6 separate regions of the Homo sapiens genome follow, and regions 1, 3, 4, 5 and 6 are each linked to region 2. The links are chromatin loops, found by intact Hi-C in ENCODE. Cell type or tissue: OCI-LY7. All regions are shown on one strand. Region 1 has its middle 5.6 kb from the start of CCDC182. Region 2 overlaps MSI2 (musashi RNA binding protein 2). Region 3 overlaps MSI2 (musashi RNA binding protein 2). Region 4 overlaps MSI2 (musashi RNA binding protein 2). Region 5 overlaps MSI2 (musashi RNA binding protein 2). Region 6 overlaps MSI2 (musashi RNA binding protein 2).

What was found. Peaks named below come from ENCODE experiments on the same cell type or tissue, not always from the same donor. Only the 100,000 strongest peaks of a DNase experiment are listed, where the experiment ranks them.
Region 1: a loop joins it to region 2, with 3 times the contacts of the local background. A loop is called at or near these places in 2 of 110 quality-filtered maps.
Region 3: a loop joins it to region 2, with 5 times the contacts of the local background. A loop is called at or near these places in 7 of 110 quality-filtered maps.
Region 4: it touches region 2 in a loop (12-fold over the local background); 9 of 110 quality-filtered maps call a loop at or near these places.
Region 5: a loop joins it to region 2, with 5 times the contacts of the local background. A loop is called at or near these places in 2 of 110 quality-filtered maps.
Region 6: a loop joins it to region 2, with 6 times the contacts of the local background. A loop is called at or near these places in 5 of 110 quality-filtered maps.

The regions. Positions count from the first base shown.
Region 1 is chr17:57,737,659-57,741,658 of GRCh38, reverse strand. No RefSeq gene overlaps it. Among named protein-coding and RNA genes, the nearest start is that of CCDC182, 5.6 kb to the left of the region's middle. In OCI-LY7, CTCF peaks have their summits at 1,315 and 1,515 (motif pointing right); a DNase peak (open chromatin) is centred at 1,538.
Region 2 is chr17:57,550,127-57,554,126 of GRCh38, reverse strand. All of the region lies in intron 7 of MSI2 (musashi RNA binding protein 2), which reads right to left. It overlaps LOC107984993 (a long non-coding RNA gene), which reads right to left. Exons shown (of 2, transcript XR_001752947.3): 1 at 1-4,000. Among named protein-coding and RNA genes, the nearest start is that of MSI2-AS1, 56 kb to the left of the region's middle. RefSeq lists an enhancer at 1,719-1,938. In OCI-LY7, CTCF peaks have their summits at 1,460 and 1,674; DNase peaks (open chromatin) are centred at 1,606, 1,916, 2,486, 3,906 and 1 weaker place; H3K4me3 peaks cover 3,348 bases; H3K27ac peaks cover 4,000 bases.
Region 3 is chr17:57,258,151-57,262,150 of GRCh38, reverse strand. It overlaps MSI2 (musashi RNA binding protein 2), which reads right to left. Exons shown (of 14, transcript NM_138962.4): 4 at 3,797-3,881. Among named protein-coding and RNA genes, the nearest start is that of MSI2, 3.6 kb to the right of the region's middle. RefSeq lists enhancers at 1,866-2,389, 3,376-3,465. In OCI-LY7, no CTCF peak of the experiment used is centred here; DNase peaks (open chromatin) are centred at 1,610 and 3,760; H3K4me3 peaks cover 3,520 bases; H3K27ac peaks cover 3,392 bases.
Region 4 is chr17:57,670,113-57,674,112 of GRCh38, reverse strand. The region is part of intron 11 of MSI2 (musashi RNA binding protein 2); the gene reads right to left. Among named protein-coding and RNA genes, the nearest start is that of MSI2-AS1, 64 kb to the right of the region's middle. In OCI-LY7, CTCF peaks have their summits at 1,811 and 2,015 (motif pointing right); DNase peaks (open chromatin) are centred at 1,592 and 2,032; H3K4me3 peaks cover 405 bases; H3K27ac peaks cover 779 bases.
Region 5 is chr17:57,628,201-57,632,200 of GRCh38, reverse strand. All of the region lies in intron 10 of MSI2 (musashi RNA binding protein 2), which reads right to left. Among named protein-coding and RNA genes, the nearest start is that of MSI2-AS1, 22 kb to the right of the region's middle. RefSeq lists an enhancer at 2,275-2,374. In OCI-LY7, no CTCF peak of the experiment used is centred here; a DNase peak (open chromatin) is centred at 2,450; H3K4me3 peaks cover 1,202 bases; H3K27ac peaks cover 2,236 bases.
Region 6 is chr17:57,603,095-57,607,094 of GRCh38, reverse strand. All of the region lies in intron 8 of MSI2 (musashi RNA binding protein 2), which reads right to left. MSI2-AS1 (MSI2 antisense RNA 1) reads left to right here. Exons shown (of 3, transcript NR_110807.1): 2 at 737-842. Among named protein-coding and RNA genes, the nearest start is that of MSI2-AS1, 3.3 kb to the left of the region's middle. RefSeq lists enhancers at 707-956, 986-1,881, 3,536-4,000. In OCI-LY7, a CTCF peak has its summit at 1,558; DNase peaks (open chromatin) are centred at 754, 1,444, 2,904 and 3,324; H3K4me3 peaks cover 2,872 bases; H3K27ac peaks cover 3,870 bases.

The DNA of each region.
Region 1 (4,000 bases), 190 kb before region 2:
TTGCGACCCCTTGGTCATTAAAACAGGCAGCCACTCTTAGAGATGCAATCAGTTAACACCGTCCAGGGTAACCAACTTGTTCAGTTTAATTGGGATTGTTCTAGTGTTAAAACTGAAAGTCCCTCAGGCCAAGATCTCTCTCAGTCCTGGGAAAGCAAGGATGGTTGGTCACCTGCACTAGAAATAATACACACCGTGGGGTGATCCAGGTGAGGCTGTGGGTGGGGCAAATCACAGGAACTCAAGGCAGGAAACAAGGATGGTAGAGGCCATACATGCCAGGTCAGTGCATCTCTGCTGTCATTTTTAGCCAGAGGAGGCTGGTCTGTTCATTCTGCAGCTGGAAGAGCTTGTCTTTGTGTCCATTTCTCCTCCCCACTCTCAGATCCTTGCCTTCCACCTCAATCTGGCAAGAAAATTTGAGAGCGAGGCCTTTTCCGAGCAACCTTTGAGATCCTTCTGGGGACCCCAGGGATTCCTCATTAGGCCACAACTCACAGCTGCAACCTTAGTCCTGGAGGACAGAGGAAACCTATGGTGGATTAAAGAGCCAAGGAGAGGCTGGGTGTGGTGTCTTATGCCTGTAATCCCAGTGTTTTGGAAGGCCAAGGCGAGAAGATTGCTGGAGGCCAGGAGTTCGAGGCCAACGTGGGCAACATAGTGAGACCCTCACTCTACAAAAATAAAAAAATTAGCTGAGTGTGGCGGTGCATGTCTGTAGTCCTAGCTACTTGGGAGGCTGAGGCAGGAGGATCACTTGAGTCCAGGAGTTCAAAGCTAGAGCAAGCTGTGATCATGCCACTGCACTCCAGCCTGGCCAACAGAGGAAGACCTTGTCTCAAAAAATAAAATAATAAAATAAAATAAAATAAAATAAAGCCAAGAGGAGACAATCTGGTTTGTAGCTTTGGAAGCTGGAGTTCCTCATTTCAACTCTTCTGCTCCCAACTGTGAACAATAAAGTTAAGCAGCCCAACTGCTCACTTTCCCTGAAATTCTAAGACAAATAGAAGACAAAAATAACAGATGGTTTTCTCCATGCTAATAGCCGTTGGTTCTCAAAGGTTTTCTATAAGCTGCAAGGCTCTGCTTGCTCCCCCTCAGCATCCACAGCAATCAGAGGGCTGCTGAGATCCTAGACATATGGCTCCATCTTATGAAAACCACTTGCAGACAAGGGAGTCCTCCCTGGGACCCCAAGTCCTGTGTCTACTGCAAGCTGGGATGCTGGGGTGAGCAGCAAGGTAGCTGAGATGCAGGAAAGCAAACGTGTGTGGCTAGGGGAGGGAACTCACCCAGTTGGCACAACTTCAGCCTTGTCTATTTAATTGATACTTAGTGCTGGGAAGAAGAGAGCGCTCAGGGAGGAGCATGGCTAGGCAGAGTTGTGCAGTGTGGCTGGGAAGCAAGGGTTTGGATTTGGGCATTGGCTTCATTCCACATGCAGAGCTTTGCCTCTTGATCTGACCCAATCCATTTAGTAATCCGCCCAGTGCTAAGAGCAGTGAGCCTTGGGCATGTTTTTTTTTGACACCAGGTGTCAGTCTAGAGTGACTTTCCCAGGGTCCAGATGTATTGGGTGTGGCTCATGCAGCAGATGTGGCAAGTCTTCCAGAGTAGAGGTGAGAAGGCAAAGAGGTACACAAGGGTTTGTCCATCTCCTCTCCTATTCTCCTCTTTTTGGCTGCTTCAGAAGTGAATGTGGCTCACAATGAATGCCCAGCAAGGAGTAGCTGCTCAGGGAACATATGTTGAATAGAACAGGAGGTGGTGGCATCATCTGTGCCTGTTTGTGTGAGTGGTGTTTATCAATATGACCTTTGAGAGCAGCTGAGTGGAAATCTCTGGGCAAAGGCAGCATTTTGTGGCAGAGCACTGAGCCTGTGGTCAGAAATTCCAAGTACAGATTCTAACTCTGCAGCTTCTTAGGTTTCTATTTAAGATGTGATCCTTTAACTAACAAACATCTCTGTCACACCAAGGCCTCTGTTTTCCCACTTGCAAATTGGGATTTGTGGGGCCAACTTCCTAGGCTTGTTTAAGAGGTAATTGAGATAAGGCATGTACAACAGTGCTGAAAGGAAATATATTAAATTATAAGAGATTGCAATCTTCTATTCCTAGTCATCTAAGAGAGCCAGCCCAAGTTTTAGACTTTTTTGATGCAGAACTAAAGAGGGGAAGCTAAGGGTCTTGTTTCAGAAAGGGCTGAGATTTATTCATGGGAAAGAAAAAATAGACACAACTAGAAGGAAACAAGGAGATGGAGAAACGTAAGAAAGAAAACCTGGCAGGCTTAGATTTTCAGAGAGAAGTCTTTTCAGTGCGTAGTTGAGAATGAGTCCTGAGAATGAGGTTGGACAGCAGAAGTATAGAAGAGATGAGGGGAGGCCAATGGCTTAGGGGAAGGAAGGCATTAAGAAGTGATGTGTATAGGAGCTAGAATTATAAAATCTTAGAAGAAAGCATGGGAGCAAATCTTAGATATGACACAAAAGGAACAAGCAACTAAAGAAAAAATAGATAAATGGGACTTCATCAAGATTAAAAACTTTTGTTCTGCAAATGGTACCATTAAGAAAGTGAAAAAGGCAACCCACAGAACGGAAGAAGATATTTACAAATCATTTATCTGGCAAGAGACTTGTATCCTAAAAAAAGAGAAAGAACTTTTTTACAACTTAATAAAAAGATAACTCAACTGAAAAGCTAGCAAAGGATCTGAATAGACATTTCTCCCAAGAAAATAGACAAATGATCAACAAGCACGCAAAAAGATACTCAGTATCCTTAGACACTAGTGAAATGTAAGTCAAAACCACAATGCAATACCATTTTACTCCTACTAATATGGCTACTATCAAAAGACTAGACAATAACAAGTGTTGGTGATGATACAGAGAAATGGGAACCCATTGCTGATGGGAATGTAAAATGGTGCAGACATCTTGGAAAACAGTTGGGCAGTTTCTCAACATGATAAACACAGAGTTACCCTATGACCCAGCAATTCCACTCGTAGGTATATACCCAATGCAAATAATAACACATCTCCACATAAAAATTGGTATGTGAGTGTTCATGGTAGCATCATTCATAATAGCCTAAAAGTGAAAACAACTCAAATATCCATCAACTGATGAATAGACAAAATGTGGTATGTTCATACAATGGAATGTTATTTGGCAATAAAAAGAACAACATATTGGCCAGGTGTGGTAGTTCACACCTGTAATCCCAGCACTTTGGGAGGCCGAGGCAGGTGGATCACCTGAGGCCGGGAGTTTGAGACCAGCCTGAGCAACATGGCGAAACCCCATCCCTACTAAAAATAGAAAAAAATTAGTTGAGCATGGTGGTGCACACCTGTAATCCCAACTGCTTGGGAGGCTGAGGCCCAAGAATCACTTGAACCGTGGAGGTGGAGGTTGCAGTGAGCCGAGATGGCACCACTTCACTCCAGCCTGGGCGACAGAGCAAGATTCTGTTTCAAGAAACAAAAACAAAACTGTTTATAAAATAAAGTGTAAATTCAAATATACAGTGAGAAAAATAAATGATGTTATGATTTATCATTCAAATCCCATTTAATATTGAGTGATACAAATATAGACTGCGATTATTTTAAATTATTTTTAGTTTATGGACATTCTGAAGCCACATGGGCTCCAGAAACTATCTAGGTTATAGATGTAAAAGGTGCCTGAATTAGAGACTGGGCCATAGAAGGCATGTCATAAATGATAAATGGATCAGAACTGGAGATCTAGAACTTGATTGACCTTCACTATCTCCAAGAGGTCTCAGGAGCTTGGCAGGGTGTGCAAGACATTCTTTTGTGCCCAAATGTGTGCTTGACTCCCCTTCATCAGGGAGATAAGGGATAGAACTGACTGCCACAGGGAGATCAAACCCCAAGCCCCTCCAGGGCTGGAAGAGATGTCTGATGGAGCAAACAGCAGCATCATGACCAGGTAGCCAGGTAGCCCCTGGTGCTGGT
Region 2 (4,000 bases):
AGTACATCTTTATTAGCACCCGGATCCCATGAGGAGCAGGAAGGAGTGCAGAGGTTTAAAGAGCATTAATCCCCTTAAGCTTTGCAAACCTCTCTAGTTAGGGAGCCCATAAAGGGGCAGGGAGGGAGGGGAGAATTGAGGTCTCTGCCATTTTCAGGGCCCTCCTAGAATTGTTAAGCCTACATGAAGGACCAGACTGAAAAAACTTCTCTCTCTGGAGCTTTGCTTTAAATTTCTTCTCTTGAAAGAGACAAACTTGTGGGCTGCCTTTGCTTCACAAGAAAAGTCGGCTACCCATCCATCACAGAAGGGCTGCCGGCTCTTTCCTCACCGCCTCTCTGACCACACTGCTCTCTCGCGATAAACACAGGACTTTCAAAAACAACCGGTTATCTCTTGGCCAGGAGGAGGGATGGCCACAAAGGCACATGAGCTGGGCTGCCCGTGCACCCTCCTCTCTGCCCCTCCGCGATGAGAATCGAAGGATGATTCAGAGCCGAGATAGATTTCCAGTCTATTTCAAAAGAAAAAAACGGACCTCAGAAAGCTGCTCAGGAAAGCTCCCCCATCTCCTTAGCCTCAGCCTGTCTTGGAAGGTTTTTCAAAGTCAACACCAGGGCAGAAGTGGGAAAGCAGGGAGAAGAATGGGATTCTTAACATCATTTAAAAGCAGCTCAATGTCCCAATCCCCCTCCCACCAAATAAACGTCTCTTTCATCTTTCATCCCAGCCTAGAAAATCAAAACCTGGCTAGGGGTCCAGGAAGACCTGTGGCTGAATTTTGAAAAATTGCCGAGTGAAAGATGATACATTCATTCTGCCTTCCCAAACAGCTTTCAGTTTGGGCTGATTTTGCACTGGTCGAGCCTTGGCATCCACTATGGTCCCCAGTCCAGTGCTCTGTGCCCATGAGCCTAGTTCAATCAGGACTACTCAACTGAAGCGCTGAGCCCTCGAGTCTGGCCTTGGGGGGCTCATGCTCTAGCTGCGGGGATGGACAACCAAAGGCTGCATTTCCAACACTGAGGTTTCTGATGCCACTTTTGAATAGGCCAGGCGTCTCTCATTATTCCCAGTGGTGCCAACATTCTCAAAACAACAACAAAAATTTCTGAAGTCACTGGAATCCTTTTTCTACTTTTGGTGGGGTAAAGAGTTCATTCAAAGACCAGTATCAGCCTCTCAAAAGAGAAGTCTCCCAGCCCACGCCACATCAGCCCTAAAAAGCTTGGTTCTTCCACTCTGTGAATTCTAGGGGCAGTGATTTCCGGGTTGTTTATATTTATGTCCCCACTTATTTCCTAAAAATACTGAGGTGTCTTATAATGCTTAAGCACATATAAAACTGGAAACTAAGAGCATGAATCAAAGCTGTAAAAGATGACCAGTCACAGAAAGAAGAGACCAGTGTTCCCCCATGTTGGGGCTCAGAGAGGGTTGGGTGAAGCTCAGAAGCCAGAGAATCACCTTCTGGTTGTAGAAAAACTTCAAACGTAAGTTTGAACCAGAGGAAACTTGCCAGACTGTCTCTAACCAAGGAAGCCGTTGCTGGGCAATAGGGATTAAAAAAGACACTCAGAGATCAAGAAAGCCCATGAGCCAAGACCTCCGGGGATGGAGGCAGGTCCAGGACGGCGACACCTAGCGTCTGGCCCTGCTACTTCAGGCCTAGGCTAGAGCGTGCCAGGAGGTGGAAGACCCAGGGGCTGGATGCAGCAGGGCAGTGAGTGGGGGGCTGGGTTGGGGGGTGCTGGCTGGTCTCCATAATCAGAGACAAGCAGCAGGCAGAAAGCCAAGCTCAGTTCCCAGGACTCTCTCAGGAAGGGAGTCAGGAATTACAGACCAGTGAACATCACTCTGAACTTCAATTAGACCGCTGCAACTCCCCCATGGGTTATGTGCGTTACTCTGTCCCGTTAGCAGTAAAAACCTCACGACCAGATGGCCTGAGGGTCTAGTGAGGAAGTCGGGGGACAGAGCCCTGGTGTGTGGCCAGTCCTGGGGCAGCAGCAGGAGAGACCTGCTGAAGGTCACATGAGCTGGGTCCTTGAGCCCCAGGACGAGGGGCTCTAGGTCCAGCACATTCTCTGTTCCAGAAAACCCCTCTATGCAGCAAGTGGAGTAGGAGGCAACCCTTTGGAGCTGAGGGATCCAGGGAAGCTGGGCTATTGGCTTGGAGTGAGTGCTCCAGCCAGGGGGAGAAAGGTTGGGTGGGCACAGGCAGGGCATGACATCTGCCTAAGCTTCTCTTTCTACAGGAGCGGTCAGCACATAAAATCACCTCTAGTCAATCCTTGCCCCAAGCAATGGACGCCACTGTTTCCAGCTTTCACGCCCGTGATCTTTTTAAATCCCTTCCTTCCCACCTTTAGAACCCAGTGAGAAGTCTCATATGCAAATGGCCAACTGGGATACTTCTTGTTATTAACCTCAACACCTGCACTTGAAAGCTAAGACTTCAGCAGTGGGTGGGGGAAGGGCGGTGGGGCATGGCAGTGCAGGAAGAGGGGGGTGTGGGAACACCAGTGTGTGTACATGCATGACCCCATGGGTGCACCTGGGGCTCGGCAGACGTCATGCAGCAACTGGCACACATCAGGCACCTGATTTCTACCCTCGGCTGAACAGCAATTTCCAATCCAATAGCAACCTCATCCCAGACGGCGGTCTGTGTGCCTTCTCCACCCACCTGAACCTACCTCTCCACCTACAGACCTCCGCCCTCCCTCCGGCAGCAATCCCCGAGGCTCACACCAAGCCAGGAGTCTGTGGCCAAGCTGATTCTCCAGCCCAGGTGAGTCCAGTGAGGACCTACCCGCACAGGAAGAATTCAGGATGGAGCCGGGGCAGGTTCAGCCCCTGATCTGGAGACCTTATTTAGTCTGAGACATAATATTGCTCCTTTTGTCCCCTATCCATTTACCTCCCGGCACTGAAATAAGGGGACTTTGATTCCCTCCCAGTTCATGGCTTCATTCAGAAAGCTCCACAGAAGTAAGCCATTATGTGAGTTCTAAGCCACTTTGAATAAACCAACACAACTCCTTTCAAAAAAGCACCGGGAGAAGGTCATTCATGTGAATAATAACCATTCTTTCTCTTTAATCATTAAAATAAATAAATTCAAATTACATCTCCAGAGAGCACCCATCCCCCCATCAATTTCTGCTCTTGAGTTTAATAGAAAAATGGCTCCTGAAAAATTCTCCTGTGAAGTGAGGCTGGTGTGGAAGACGCCAACACAGTGCTCTCATTCAGAACACTCTCGAATGCAGACTGAATCAGGCCCTAGACAGAGGGCTACGTGTGTGCCTATGCGTGTTGGTCTTGGATGTGCGAACTGTCTAACCCTGCTCTGAGTTTTCCTAGGAAAAGGAAAAATGTCCTGAACCTCGACTCTTCCCCAGGCTGAAAATCTCCAACATTTTCCAGCCCGGCTTCAAACCTGACAGAAAAAGACAAGGGGAGACAGGTATTAAGAAAACGGAGAGCTCGTTTGGATTTTTGCTTCACTTCTGATTCTGTCCCAAAAATTACTTTTGGAAAAGAAAAGGTAAAAAGAGGCAAAACAAAAACAAAAGTAAAAGAGACATCGTGTTCTTTCCCTGTGACCCCCCCAAATCCAAACCTTGCTATTTTAAACAATGAAAAGCACAGTGTGTGAGGAACAGCTTGCATATAGCTGAAGCCAGCATTATTTACTTCAGGTTTCCTATACTAACTCAATTTTTACTTCTTAAGCACTTTTGTTAACAAAGGAGAAGAACAAGTCCCAAACGGGGGTGTCCGTCAAGGAGATCTGTGCTTGCACTGATCCTGAAGGTCGCCTGGGATGCTGTCCTCCCCAGGCTAGCTGCCGTAAGGCCTTGACAACCACTGCTTCCTGCTGCCAGCCGGAGCCACCAAACCCAAGCTCTAAGAACAGTTCTGCAAGCCCCCTCTCCCATGCACTGATAGCACTTAAAAGGGGCGTTTGTCTTCGGCAGCTATTCTCGATCCT
Region 3 (4,000 bases), 290 kb after region 2:
CTGGGAAAAAAAATAGAAAAGCAGGAGTCAATAAAGTACTTTAAGGAAAAAATATATGATTAATCACCTAATTATTAATCACTCATTTCTCAGGCTTATAATCCAGCTTTTAGTAACTTCTCAGGCAACTCAAAAGTTTCTTAAACTTTGATCTCAACTTTAACCATCCCTCCAACAGATCAGGTAACTAACATAGCTAGCTAGCCTTTCTGAAATGACCCACCATGCATTTCAGTGTGTGATGCTCTTAATAAACCAGATCTCATGTAATTCTTATTTAGGCAAGGGCTTCTTCTTCCAGACACTGAATATTAAATGGTATCTACATCTAATTTGCTATGCGTGGCTGGGAGAAAAGATGGGAGCATCATTATCATTGGGAAAAAAATCATAACCTGAAAATTAAATGTAAGTATTCTCTAGCAGTAGGTAATTGGATGGTATTTCTTCTCCCTGATGATAACTAAACAACACAGGAGGGAAAGGAGCTTCCAAAAATTTTTTAAATCAACAACATCCAAAAACTCCCCACAGACATCCAACACAGTGCTCTGCTTGAGTTAATTAATTCATTTTAGCAAAAGTAAAGTTACCCAGGATTAACCAAAAAGATCATCTGTTCTGTAGCTATACCTCAAAAGATAAAAAATAATTTTTTGAAGTAAAGAAAATGAAGCATGTGAGCTAAATCCACCTGGATTTTAAAAACAACAGGGAGTAAAAATCTATAAGCAACCTAAACCCAAATTAGAAAAGAAATCCCATCATGGGGAGGGCACCAAAAAAAAAAAAAAGTTACTGAATACAAGAAGTAGTCAGAATCTAGTGCAACAAGTAGGGAATTCCCCTACCCCAACCTCAATCCGAGTGGAAAAACATCCTCCAGTCCAAATCACACACTTGCAAAACGCATGATGCTCAATCAGGGTCTAGCTGTACAGCTCAGAACAGTTCTCCTGGAAGCATGTGAATCTAACAGGCTGATGTGAGGGAGGAAAAAAGTGACTGCACAGATAAAAAGAGGAGGAAAGAAATGTGAAAATATTCCCGTTGTCGGTTTTCATTGAATTTCTAAATGTCACAAATCTTTGGGTAAAAATGTAACACAGATAGTATAAACATGCTACCAGTTATTTATTTCCAGGCTTTGGCTTTCATATTAAAATGTTTTCCTTTTAAAAAGTAAATCTGAGCTTTGTTTTCACTTCTGCCATGAGAAGGAGCAGGGGAGAAAAGAGTAATGCTGTGGAGGAAAGTAGGGAGGTGGGGGTGGGGAGTGGGAAGCACGGAGGATAGTTCATTTGTTCCCTGACTTACATCACCTAGGGTCCCAGCCAGAAAGACATATGAGGATTTCCTGCTGTTATTACGGGGGCTTAAAGACCTAATAAAAGTCTGCATTGCATTCCCTACCTTTAAACATCACCTGAGAAATGAGAGATTACTTTTCAAAAACTAAAATAGACAAAAATCTCTGATCTAGAAAACTACCCTTTCATAAAGATTAACATTACTGCATCTACAGGTGTGTCCAGCACTGACTAGCGCTTGTCTACAAGAGAAATACAACAGGTGTGGATTTTCCATTCTGTTGACGTACGTAAGACAGAGGTGTCTTTTTATAAATACTCCCCAGAGGGTGTTTTTTTTAGTTGGCCGGCACACAATTGCAATCAGAAATCACCTTGTTTATGGGGTAACAGGTGTGGGGTATGTTGAGGGAGGTGCCAGGAGCTGGAAGAAGTAAGGTGCAATGAAGAAAGTGAAGTACTAAAGAAAATTTAAATCACAAAACGAAAAAGCCAATTCAGAACTCCTGGATGGTGTGTGGCCGTATCAGAGCATTATATCATGATCGAAGTTCCTCAGTGTGCAAAGTTTACACGCTGAGATCTCTGAAGGAGAGGAAGGGTCAAGTTAAGCATGGCAAATCCCAACCTTTTGCACATCCCTGTCAACTATTTTTTAAAAAACAAACAAAAAAGAAAACTACCAAAAATTAAAACATTAGTTAGTTAGGTACAGCTCTACTTACTGTATCTACAAGTCCTCTAGGAAAAGACTAGGGTACTATTTTGGATGTGAATGGCCGTTACCTAAACAAAGCTTTTAAGGTAACAGTAAACAAGATCCTCGTTTCCATGTCAATAAACCAACCGCTTCTGCCTCCTGCACTGAACGTTGAAACAAAGTCAAAAGCTAGGTTACACTAAATAATAGTGACCAAAACATGTCTATAAACAATCAGAGAGGGAAACTGCAGGCTTTGCACCTGATACAGAGGAATATGACCCACCAGCCACCACAGAAACCAAATACTGTTTCTCCCACCCAGGTAGCAAGAGGGGGTGGATGATAAATTCCCAAATTTGCCTTGAAAAGATTTTCCTCTTTAATTTCACTAGCTTTTTGAAATGGCTAGCCACGAAATCAAGGAGAGAAAAATTTTTCAGACATCTGTTATCATCCTACAAATCATTTCTGAAATTAAATTATCTAAAAGTACAAAAGGCTGGGCTGCATGCAAGCTATGACAAGTCCAGGACAATTAATAAAGCAACTAAGAGTGTAGGTGGGTTTCTTTCTTAGGAGAAGGCACGCATTCCTGATCTCTTTGATCAGAGAAAGAGGGTGAATTTGCAAAATCAATTCAAGTGCACCGAAGGTTGCCAGGTTTCTTTATTTGCTTTCCTTCTCTTCCATTCAATGTTAAAGCCAAAAGGGGCTTGAAAGATCACCTTGGTCCACTTATTTTACAGAAGAGGAAATTGAGACCCAGAGGTAGGGAATGTCTTGCTCACTTTCATAAGAGGCGGATGGAAGTAGAGCCCCATTTCTGGCCTTGTCCCACTACCCCATCACAGAGGAGTGAAGTTCCATGCAACCCAGCACTACAGCCCAATGTCATCTTAAGGCCTCTGTTTGGGGCAGATATATATTAATAAAAACCGTGGGGAAACTCTGGTAGACATAAAGGGAAGGGAGGAGAGGCAGGAAGCCCACACAGGGGCTAAATAAAACACTGCACACTCCCCCTCCCATTAAATGTATTGTTATATACAGACACTCTTTCTTCCCTTCCCCTTCTGACCTCTGCCTGGAGACTCTTCCCCCTTCTACTCTGGATTTTTAAAACTTGTGATGTATAAAAGTACCCATACTCAAATGAAAGGATCTGAGAAAGAAAAGGAAGGAAAAAAAAATCACTTTGAAACCCCCAGGCCTTATCAGCCTTAGATTTCATGCCATCTGGAGTCACCCCAGTGGATGCCCAGCTCAGCTCCGCCAGCGTCCCCTTCCCTTCCCAAAGCACATTCCAAATCCCAAGTGCCCCAAGAGAAACCTGTTGCCTGGACCTGTAATTAGCGCCCTCTCCCCTCCTTCCCACTGCTGTCCCCCTTGGCCACAAAGCAGGCTGTGCCTTCTCAAAGCTGATCCCCACAGCCACAGTTGGTAACGCGTGCTGTGCTTGGCTGACAAAGAAAAGTTGCATTTGCTCTCTGGTGGAGTTTCTCTGCACAGTCCCCAGGCCGGGAAGGCAGACTCTCCAGGAGCCGAACCCTCTCCTCCCCAAGCCTAACCTTGGCAGCCTCTGAAGCTGCAATGGGACAGGCTCTAAAAAGAAAACCCCAAAGCCAGCCACAGCAGCAAACTTTTGAGCCAACTCGCTAGCTCAGTTTAAAACTACCCAGTTCTAGCACAGAAGCAAAAGAAGGCACTGTCCCTTTAAATGGGGCTGTCAATGCCCAGATCGTTCCTGAAAAGGGGCGAACAACAACAACAAAAAGCAACCTACCGTCTTGGAATCTAACTCATGGTGGGGCTGACCTAATACTTTATCTACACTTGCTGGGTCTGCGAACGTGACGAAACCGAAGCCTCTGAAAGGAGACAAAGAGGGAGAAAAACAAACAAGAAAATGTGACACCATTGAAAGCAACCAGGAGTGAGACCTAAGGCTGAATGAGGAGCAAAAGTTGCCCCCCACGCACCCCCACCT
Region 4 (4,000 bases), 120 kb before region 2:
GAGAAGGGGATGGAGGGAGGGATGGGGGGGAATGGTAAACCTGGAGGCTGGGGCCAGAGCTGGGGTGGAAGCCAATGGTTCTACAGGACACCCACACACTCACCTCCTGCAGGAGAAGGAAAGGGGGGATTTAAACTTTTTTTCCTTTTGTTTAAAAAAAAAAAAGACAAAGAAGTATGAATGCAGAACATACCGACTGAACCAATTCATAGCTAAACCATAGCTGACCAAAACACCTGCTTTCTCTTGGTTATCCTGCAATGTCAACTCCAGAGTGAGAACAGCAGGCTCAGGATGTACCTTTGCTACAGAGAGAGTGGACTTGACACGCACAAATCCAGAGAGTGGTGGGGTTGCAGATCGGGGGGCAGCGGAAGGTGACACTGCCTCGGCCCCCCCAATCCCATCATTCTGACCCTAATGAGGGCCGCAGCCTGTCAACCAGTTAACCAGGTTAATTTTGTCTCACCTTTATTTCTCCTTAGTAGTTTAAACTTTATTTTCTTTTCCAAAATGGAAAACAATATTTTTTTAATTGTTAAAGGAAGTTCTTACTGATTTTTAAGCCTCAAGGTGAGTCTGGGCTGGCTACCTTTGGGCTACGGCTAACCCGTCTTAAAGAACCAGACATTCTGAGAGTCACACTTTCACATCTTTGGCTCCAGAGGGCTGCTCCTTGCAACAATCACTTCTCCCTTCTGCCTCCCTTGGCTTCTCCCCCTCTGCCCTATGACCAGTTGCCTTCAATGGCAGAGGCAAAGAACATCGATGCAGGTGGGGTCACTCCTGGCTTTGGCCCCTCCCTTTCCCAGGGGCCTGTGATTTGAGGCCCTCAGTTCTGGTGGGCCTGGAAGAGCCAGAAGTGGATTGATTTTCACCCACTTGTCACAGGGATGGGAAGAGATTGATGAGGCACCCAAGGCACACTAGCAGGAGACTGAGACAGAGACACAAAGATACACGGGAGACCAAATCAAGCTGGGCCTGGCTCCTGACTCAGCAGAGAAAACAGAACTGAAGCCTCCAGATGCCCTTGGGGCGGGAAGCCCGAAGGTGAGCCCCTCTGAAGCTGTAGCTGAGAAATGAATAAACTGGCCAATGGAAAGAGCAGGTTAAAGAGAAAAGAAAAAAATAAATTATAGAGGCTTAGAGCAAGTGAACGGCTGATCTGGGAATGCGCTGGCAGAAAAAAGGGATGGAGATTTTTGAATATAGAAGATTCAACTTGCAGATAACACTTGGCCCTCTCACTCATGGAGGCAAATATGAAGCCGAGATATTCAAAAGGCGGTATTATCTTAGTCTAACACACTTTTTTTCTTCTGAGCTCAGGAAAACAGAAGAAGCTTGGACAGTGGACTCCTGGTTTTGTCCAGGCAGCTGAAACCCCTCCCTATACAAATAAACTAATTAGCCCGTTCCATTTTAGGCTAATAGGATGGGGTGGGCATGAGGAGGCGCAGTGGTAGACGGAAAGTTTTTTGGCTTCTTTCTTGTCTGGCCGGATGTGAACCCAGGAAGGTGTTGGGCAGGCCCACCTAACTAATGGGTGGGGAGAGGCAGGTTTAGGTTTCCGTTTCTTCCAGCAGGAGAGCCACCTAGAGACTAATCTAGCCAGCAGAAGCAGCCTCGGAGACAGGATGTAGCATGCCCACAGAAGGGTGCTGTTCAGAAATACCCCCTTCTGCAGGCTTAGATAGAAGACAAAAGGGCTGTTGGTATTATGCCCATCCTTGGCAACCGCTCCCATTCCTGTGTGTGGGGAGGCCTGTGGTTTCTGAGTCGGCCTGAAGGGAATTTCACAATAAGCAGCTCATCTTAGGTCTATATTACCCCTCCTTGCTCAGTCCTCCTCCATCAAATGACACTAAAATCACCGTGGAGAAGACACTGTATTAGAATGCAGCTTTCAAATCCCAAGTCCCGTTTTATTACGCACTTGCTCATCACGGTGCCGGAGCCTCAGCTCAAAGTCACCTTGCAGATGTCCCCCAGCCAGGGGTGAAAGACAGGGCTGCTGGGTCCCCACTAGAGGGCGCAGCCAGCAGGCAATAAGCACCCAGTTCTGGCTGGTCCCGCCTCTAGCTAGGCTTCTGGGCAGTGGAACCCGCACCCCTGAGGGCTGGGCGCATGGAAGAGAGGAGCCTCTATTTTCCACAGTCGACACTTCTCTCTGTCTGTCTCTGTGAGCAGAAGAACCAGGCTCCAGAAAGCATGTTAAAGTCCCCGAACGAGCCATCTGGAAACCCATGCATCTTTGAGAAGACTCATAAAAAGCAACGGCTCTGGCTGCTTAGGAGAGAATGGGGACTGCCACTCGGCACATAAACTTGTCAGTAGCTGTTCCTGCTGTCTGACAGTGGGAAGGCATTAGGGACAAAGCAATTTTCTTCTTTTGCAAACTCAGCGTAACTCCACAAACTGAACACTGGCTGGCTACGCAGGAAAGGGGGTCATTTGAGAACCCGTCTCCCTCTAAGAGGAGAGGTGGGGAGTGGGGTTGGGGGGTGGGGGAAGGCATGAAGCCAAATCTCTCACCTGAGGGTGCTTTCTGTGGAAGTCATTCTCCAGTCAATTCTCAGTGATCCTTCTAAGCGAACGGTGCCTTTCCCCAGGCACGGAGACTTATTTTGGGGGGCCAGAATTGGTCCCATATACCAGGATCAGCTTGGGAAGAGAGGATGGGACATGGCTCTTAGTGGGCAAGGGCACCTTGTCTACTGCTCAGCTAGGGTGTGCGTGTGAGGGGGCGGGGACAGGGAGCACACTTTGTTGAATAAATAAACAGTGCTGAGGTTTATAAATTGGATATTATGACTCCTGTCCCAGAAGAGGACAACGTCTTGCAAACGTCTTGGCATTTTTGCAGCAGGAGCTATGAGCATTAAGTGGCTTGGGACAAGCCCTGCTCTAGGATGGCAGTTTGGGGGCTCATTGCGGTGATCAGGTTCATTTCATCAGCAGCATCCATGGCAGGTTCCTCTTTGCCCCTCATCCTCACTCTCCAATATCCTCTGGGCTTTCCCAGTCAAGGTGGCACCCACAGAGAGGCAGCAATGATGTAAGGAAAGGGAGTACTGGACTCAGAGGCAGAAGACCTGACTGTGACCCCAGCTCTGCTCTTACAGTCAGGTGCCTTGGGCTAAGAAGCCACTCACAAGCCCAAGTCCTCATCTGTAGCAAGTGAGTGATGCTTTCCTTATTCAATCTGACTCATGGGACTGCTTCAAGAATGAAAAAGAGACAGAGCTCTGTAACTTGTCAAGTTTAAAACAAATACACCCTATTTCTGAAATAGTTATGTATGCAGAGGCCAATAAGGCAGGTACCACATGCAGATTTAGGAAAATCTGACATAGGAAAATGCAATTCACTTGCCATATGAATCAGGAGGTGATTGACAAAAAACCCAATTTATCCATTTGGTGCATTTAATCATCTTGGGCCTGAAGAAAGGACTCCTGGGAATGGGGACCAGAAAAGCAAGGACACCGATCTCACCGAGGACGGCAAGAGGAGATGCACTTGAATGAAAGTTGGTGGTATTTCACATTGGATAAAAGGAGAAACTTCCTGCCCATCAATAAAATACTCTGATGGCTGACCTAGGAAAGCCCAAGAATCTTATCCTGGAGATCTTAACAGAGACAGATGCTGCAGGCTTAGACTCTCACCTGTAAGGGTTGGACCCAAAGCTACTGGGCACCTTTCCCTTAGGGTTCTAAAGCAAGACGGGAGAGATGCCTGCTGTCTGGCCAGCATGTGGCTCTGCCCAACTGCAGTGACAAGGGGCTGGGCTGAGAGTGGAATTAGGCATGGAGGGTAGGGAAGTGGTGGTAGTCAGAACAGCCTCACTGTGGGTCTAGAAAAGGTATGGAAGTCTAGTCCAATAATTTCTGTGTTGTCCCTAAGTGATGTCACTGGACCTGAGGCAAAAAGCTAGAGCCAGGTCAATGAGGGGGGCACCTCTGGCTCTAAGGCCTGAAAATTGAATTATTAC
Region 5 (4,000 bases), 78 kb before region 2:
CAACAAGCCTGTTTGGTCATGACTTAAAAACATTTGATGTCTTCTTCCTAGCTTCCCCTGAGGAGGCTCTACGAAGTTTGTGAGAAGTTTCCCTCTGGCCCCGTTACATTCTGAGGAAGTGGGGTCGGTCACAATGCATACAAGAAGCAAAGTGGGAGGGGACTGGAGAATAATTTTTTTTTAATTGAGTGAAGCAATGAGGACATGAGTCCAAGAATTAAAAATGAGAAAAAGAACAGTCATTCAAACAGGCAGCTAAGACAGACTTTCAGTGAGCATTGACTGGAGCGGGGGCAGCCCAGGCCGGGACTGTGTCCTCTCTCTCTAGAAATGGTAGCAACCCCCACTTTGCTATGCCTCTCTTAAGAGCTAGTTGATAAAAATTATGTCTTGTGAAACCGGCAAATAGTCTGCAAAGTGAAATAAGAACAGAAATTAACAGATTAAACTGAAATGAGAAGTCCAGAGTGGGGAAAAGAGAGGAAGCAGGGGAGATCCCTGATCACAACCCATAATAATTCAAGACGGGATCCTGATCCAAATTCCAGGCTGGGGTGGACACCTGGATGTGGGAAGAAGGAGCTGTTCCCAGAGTGGTTGGTCACCACCCAGCCTTTCTAGAAAAGAACTACTCCCCACTCTAAAAACTATCCAGTGTCTAGCCTTCTCTAGGAACATTTATTCTGACAGAATTCTGAAGATGGGCACAGCCAGGTGCCACTTGCCACCAGCTGTGTGGCCCAGGAAGGTCCGTGCAGCCCCATGTCACATGGTGAGAATGAGGCTCTACTAAGAGTGATATCTGCACCCCCAACCAGATGAGATGGATGTTCATAGAAAGGGTAAGTCCAGGTGGAAAGGAGGACCCTTCATAAAGGGGATCAGATTGCATCTTCCTGAAAGGGGACCCAGGCTACCTGGTTTATGAGTGAGAACAGCCAGGATGAAGAGTCTCGGAGCTCTCTAGGACCTGGGCGTGCTTTCATTTCTCCCAGCTAGCTGTCTTGCATGGCCCTGCTAGGGGGACTCAGAAAGGGGCTGGGAGAGGTTCGGGATCCATGCACAGCATGAGGGGGACCGGAGGTGGGAAGTGGGTAAAGTGGGCATACAGTGAGGACACTGAAAAGAAAGACCACAAAGAAAACATCAGGATAGTTGGGAGGTGACATGACTGCTGTGTAATGTCACGAAGTCACAGGATCCCCGGGGCATGGCAGGGGTTCGCAGAATCTACCTGATGGGGATGAGGAGAGGGCAGAGGGCTGGGCTGCCCCATCTCTGGGTCCCCCTTCTGTACCCCAGCCGCCTCGGCCAGATCCACCCGAAACTTTCCTTATTGGCATGAGGTGACAGATGGAAGTCAGGGCATCCAGAAGCTTCTCTGTAGCCCTGGCCCTGAGGCTGTGGCTCCAGGAGTCATCAAGTTTGGTTCTAGAGGGGCTCAGCTACTCCCTGCGCTCTTGACTGGAATGACACATGGACCTACCTAGGCTTTGTGTCTGGAAACATTTGGCTGCTTGGGGAGGCATCTGGGATAAGCACAGACCCAACACTCCACAAGGAGCATATCCTTTGGGAGGGGGTCAGGAGGGGAATAGACTCTGACCCTAGCCTGGCTTCTCAGATGAGTGGGGTGGGCGGCCCCAGCCATGGGGCCACCCTTCCCAGTTCAGGGCCACTCCACTCTTGCCCTCCCTGAGAGCAGGCAACCTTACTCTTGTGGCCACTGGTGGCCCCTTTCTGGCCATTAGTTAAGAGAATCAAGAGGCTTCCATAGTGAGTGGGAAGGTGGGAAGGATGGAAAAATAAAAGTTTGATGGTTGAGAACAGGGCAGCTAACTCCCAAAGGTCAGGAAGCTGCTGTCTGTACATTGTAATGCCTGATTTCTGTCCCATTCAAACCCACCTGATTGTATTAAGCTGCAGGGACTGTGGCCATGACAAACGGATGGGCCCTGGGCAAAAACACTCCAACCCCACTCTATCCTCCTTCCTGCAGCCCAGTCCATCCCCCGCCCCCCCAGTTCCCAAAGTCTTGGCTTTGGTGAAGGGCTGGGCACCCAGGGGACCCTATCTCACTCTGCCCAGCCTCAATCTGGTCACTGCTGCATGTCCGTCTGCCTGGGGCAGGCCCAGGGATGCAGGCCATGGAGGCAGAGTTCTACTAGATGTCTCCTGAGCCAGCTCATGGGGGCCCCGGGGCAGGCCCTCTGATGAGACAGGGGCCTTAGCATAGGGTCCACATTGATGTCCTCTCCCAATTATTCCATGTTAAGATCCCTCAACTCTGTCCTCCTGGGACTAGCATCACACTCAGGGGCAATGGCAGCCTGATTACGGAGGGGAGCAGGTTGTGCAGGCTGAGTGCACAGATCAGTGCTGCACCTGGAGGGCCGAGATGCGTGAGCCTTTGCACCTGTCATCCCCTGGAGGGGAAGCGAGGGGAGGAAGTGAGAGGAAAAGCCACCAGCTTCTGGGCTGAGCAAGACTGGCAGAGAATGAAGCACAGGGACACTGACCCCATGGGTGTCTCCAGGAAGGAGTGGTGCGCATGTGTGAGTGTGTGGACCGTGCACCCCCCAGTAACAGCCCTCTTCCTTTAGGCACTGGAACAGCACCAGCCCGTAAGAAATTTCCACGGTGACTGTTCTACATTCTGTGCTGGCAATAGCCACTTGCCACACATGGTTACTGAGTCACTGAAATGTGGCCAGTGTTTCTAAAGGAACTGAAATTTTCTTTTTACTTCTTCTTATTCTTCTTCTTATTTTTGAGACAGAGTCTCACTCTGTTATCCAGGCTGGAGTATAGTGGTGTGATCTCGGCTCACTGCAACCTCTGCCTCCTGGGTTCAAGTGATTCTCTTGCCTCAGCCTCCCGAGTAGCTGGGATTATAGATGCCGGGCACCACGCCCGGCTCATTTTTATATTTTTAGTAGAGACGGGGTTTCACCATGTTGGCCAGGCGGGTCTCGAACTCCTGACCTCAAGTGATCCTCCCACCTCGGCCTCCCAAAGTGTTGGGATTACAGGCGTGAGCCACCGCACCCAGCCAACTTTAATTTAAACCTAAGTTTTAGTAGCTCTTTGTGGCTAGTGTTATTGTACCAGAAAAATGGACACTAGGGAGATGGTGGAGGGTGGCAGTTAAGGCCCAGACCGCCTGGTCCAAATGCAGGTCCTACCCCTTGCGTACTGTGACCCCTTCAGAAGGAGTTTCTACCTCTGTGCCTGTGCCTGGTGGGGGTCTCTGCCTGGAAATGGGAAAGTCTAATGACAGTGGCTGGTTGAGTGCTGGCCTCTCTTGTGGTGGTCCTTCTTGCATGTGCCCTTCTTTTCTTCAGGTCTGGGAGCCTGTGGCCATCCTGAAGCAGCCTGCTGCTGGGGGGCATCTTTGGGGACGGCTTCCTTAGTGCGGGCCGAGGAGTCTTGTTGAGGCCCCTCCCAGATGGGGAACCATCCCAGCCCCAGGGGACACTGGTGGGGGAGCCACCTGCACTCAAACTCCTCCATCTTGGACTTCTGCTTCTGTGCCTGCCTTCCCTGCACCCTCTGACCCACACAATCGGAGAGGGGCACAGACCCCAAAGACCATTCCTCGTAGACCCCCTTTTCCAAAAGAGAGAAGTAAGGCCCTAGAAGCTGAGTGACCCGCCCATGGCCACTTGGCCAGGTGGTATCGGAGACAGGACAAGAGCTTGGGGCTTCCACCGCTGGTTGAAGGATCTGTCTGCCATAGAGCACGGCTCTAGGTGCCCCCAAATGCCTCCTCATCTCTCCAACTACACCCTTCCCGCCCCAATGCTTGGTCTGAGGCAAAGACCAGGCCAAGCCCTCACTCTGCCCTCCTGTCATCAGTGTCAGGGCGCCATCTTCCAGCGACGCGTCTTCACTCCCTTTGCTTCCTAATTCATCTCAGACCCTGACACTCCCAGACCTCCAGGTCTAGGCATGACGACAAGGCAGGGGTGAAACTCCGCCTGCAGCCCAGCTCCCCAGG
Region 6 (4,000 bases), 53 kb before region 2:
AACTCCCTCATTGCATGGAGCCTCATTTCCTCTGTGCGATGGCCTTACCCGCCTCGTAGTTACAGCAGAAAAGGACACAGAAGTTCTAAGGAATGACTTGCCCAAGGTCACAAAGCACAGTCAGAATCCAATCATAGACCCCCAGCTTCAAAACCCCTGCTCCCTCCTCTGGGTCTCTGGCTGCCAGCCACCCCCCCCCATCACCCCACCTCACACAGCCCTTCCCCACACTCTCCACCCAACCCTCAAGGCCTATCTGCGTCTAGTTCACAAAGCCTTTCCCGATGCTAGCTTCCACAACTGATCTCCTTACCACTTCCAGAATTAATTTCATCCATTGTTTCCTCTGCTCAGTGTTTTATTACAATCAGTGATGGCAAAGTAAAATAGGTCATAAACCAAAAATAAACATTAAGCATCTACTATTTACCAAGCAGCGGCTGGGTGTGGACACAGAAATGAATGTGGCTGAGATGTGGCTCTTCCCTCAGAGGTCCTCAGAATCTGGGCAATGGGTAGAGAGGAGCTGGTCCCCAATATCACCTGAGATGTACCCCAATAACTGCAGCCCCCACCCTGCCCAGATCTGAGAGTGGGTGCCTCCTAGTCTGTTATACGGCAGTCTAGCCTAGGGCTAAGGCTCCTGGCTTTAAATCTCTGTTCCACTTGCCGGCTCTCTGAGCTGAGACCAGCTGACTAACTTCTTTGCACCTCAATTTTCTCATCTCTAAAACAGTGACAGCTGTGCCTACCCCATAGGGCTCTCGGAGCTAATCCTACAAAGTGCTTGCACTGGATAAAGTTGGTTGAGTCACACCTTGCCCTCTCCACATGGAGCCTAGGTGAGTGCCTTTGAAGGTGATGAAGTCAGGTCACATCTGTGTTCACTGAAATCCCAGAATGGGGAGTGAAGAGGAAGAGAGAGAGCAGCAGCCTCCCCAGCACAGCAGATTCTTAGCACACAGTCATTGCCTTTCTCCCTAACCCTCCCTGCACCTGTCGGCCAGGTAGGTCCCATCTCCCTGCTTTCATCAGCAGGATGTGCAAAGAGAGCTTCCCAGGCCGCACTATTTGGGGAAAAAGCTGATGGTGGCAGCAGCAGCTGTCCTCCTTTTCATTTCTGGGAACCTGCAAGGGCATTTCAAAGTGGAAAGAAACCTCAGCCTCCAGCAGGTGCTCAGGTTCCGCCACAAGGCTGGAGGAGTGCTTACCCCAGGGCACGGTGGGCTGGGCCAGAGGCCCTGCGTGGGGCCTAACTTCATTTATTTAAAAGAGGGAGAAAATAAAAGGTATGGCTTGAGCCTTCTTTTCTAGGCAGAGGCAGCTGAAAGAAGAGGGCAAAGGAAGAACCAGGGACAGAACTCCCAGGCCCTGGGGAAACTAGAGTGAAACTAGAAGAGAAATTGGCAAGAGTCCAGGCAAGAGCCACGCTACTCTGGGCTTGGTCTCTGCAGCTGCATACGGGCGCAGACTGTTCATGCCCTGCCTTCTGCGCGGGGAAGAGGCAGAAGAGAAGGGGGGGCAGCCCCTCCTAGTGGTCTCCATGCTCCCCTCTCATGACCCTGCGCCCTGGGGGTGGAGTACGGGGACGCTGGTGGCAGCACGTTCAGAAAAGCCCAGAGGCACTGGGTGCTGAGATACTGAGGAGACAGACCACTGCCCTCCCTGGCCCTGCCTACACTGACATCGCCAGAGGACAGATGAAGGGCAAGCGAACCACTCAGGCAACTGGGAGGCCACTCCCTGCAGGCCAAATTACTTCTGCCTAAAGAGCAACAAACATTTACCACCGAACCACCCGGCCTCCCCCAACACACTAATCACTCTGCTCTCATTAACACAGCCTGTACACAAACAGCATGTGCACGCGCTTGCGTGTGTGATGCGTGGGGGGCAGGATCTCTCCCTCTCCCACGTAAACACCAGATTCATTTATTAAATGCCTCTCTGGCATTTCCTTTTTTGCCTTCATCCTGCTTGTTTAATATTGCATTTGACATTCTCATTTTATAAATGGCAACAGAAGCAGAATGGATGGCTAAAATTAGCTTACGAGTGAGAATGATGCTACAAATAGGATTGTGAATACAGAAGCCTAGTTAATTCCACCCACATTACCCGCCCCCCTCCCCACACACAAATACACCCACCACTTTTGGGCTGGTTCCCGACTGAGTTGTCTTCAGGGCTGAGGAGGAGCAGCTGGAAGGAGTGGGGGGGTGAGCCAATCACTGGGCACCTTGCCAGGTGGCAGGGCCCAGAAGCCGACCCTAGCCTGCGGCTGGCCTCCATGGATGGGCTGGTCACAGCACCGCAGCCCTGAGTCCAAGAGGACAGCTCAGGACCCTCCTCCCTTCTTATCCTTCTGCCCTTCCTTCCCCAGAATCCCCTGTTCCGAGTCAATCCCCCAGGTATGCCCTGGGCTGAAGGGTAGCAGGCCTAAGATCTCAGTAGGCTTTGCTCTTAGAAGTGGATTTTTCTGGAACCTTCTTAAAGAATGAGTCAGGTGAAGAGTGGGACTCAGCTTTTCCAGGACCTAGACAATCACATCTCTTGGTTCCTCCTGCTTTGGGAGGTGCACCACCTCCTTTCCTAGGACCATCCCCAGAGGCACTGAGAGTGCCCACCTCATACTCTCCATCCCTGCCCCGCAGGCTCGGGACCCAGTCCTGCCCAGGTCCCGCACCACTTGCATTTTACTGACTTATAATCTGCTGAGGACCTCCTTACCTGCTAACTCTTTATTTGCTCAGTAAAATAATTCTAAGAATGATGACAATGACGACAGTGGTGAAAAAATCTATCACTCTGATAGAGAGCGTGCCATGGCCTGGCTCTGTTCCAAACCCCTTACAAGTCTTAAGTCACAGCACTCTCCGAGGTAGGCACTACCACAACCTGTTTTATAGAAAGGGGAACCACAGAGCCGAAACACAGAAGTAACTTGCCCAAGGCCACAAAGCTGGGAAGTGGAAGGGGGTTCAGCACTGAGGACTTGAGGCACCCTCTACCAGGAAGGCCGCCCTGGTTGACAGCACCCTGTTCTGACCATTGTGTCACTCCCCACCTGGGGGCTCCCCCAAAGAATGAAGGCACTGATACTTTCCACAGGCTGCTATCCCCAAACTCGTGTGCCTGTTTGGGGCACCCCCTTTCTACTCTGCCCCTAATAATGTGTGCTCAATAGTGAAACTGGCTGACCATTTGGCTAAATGCCTTTCATTGGACCCCTGTAGACAAGGAGCACCCTGACTGGGCCTGCTCTGAGCTAGATTAGTTTAGTCCAGGAGTCAACAAACTGTGGCCAGCAGGCCAAACCCAGCTGCCATGAGTTTTTGCAAATAAGCTTTATTTGAACACAGCCACGCCCCTTCATTTATATATTGCCTGGACTGTGTTTGTGCTACAATGGCAGGGCTGAGTAGATGTGACAGAGACTCTCTGGCCCGTTACAGAAAATTTGCTGGCCCCTGGCTTAGGCCCAGTGGGGGAAACGTGAAGTTATCAAGGGCTGATTCCTTCAAGGCTACCCAATTACATACCCTACAACAGAACAGGCCGAGACCTCCAGGTATCAAAGCAGAGCTTTATATAAGCTGCAAAAGGCAGCCATCCTCAACCTTCTGATTTCCCACAGGAGCAAACTGGTGCAGACAGGTAGGGCACTCGCCTGTGGTTACAGAATCACCAGCGGTGGACCTGGGATTCAGGCTCAGGTTCCAAGGCTCTCTTGGTGCCTCTAAGTGACCCAGCAGGTCCCGACTTGGGGACAAGGACACGTGCACCTCACTCAGGAGAATCGAGCCCTTTACCCCAAGAGATGCATGCCTCACGTGTCTTCTGCAAGCAATGCTCCAAGGCCTGCACCCAGAGGGGTAGGGCATGGTGAGGGGCGGGAGCAGTCTCTGGCACTGAGAGCTTCCTCTGGGAGATCTTCGGAAATCTGGTCTCTGTTTGACCATAGAGGGAGTATGGAGTGGTGCCAAGAGCACCAGACTGG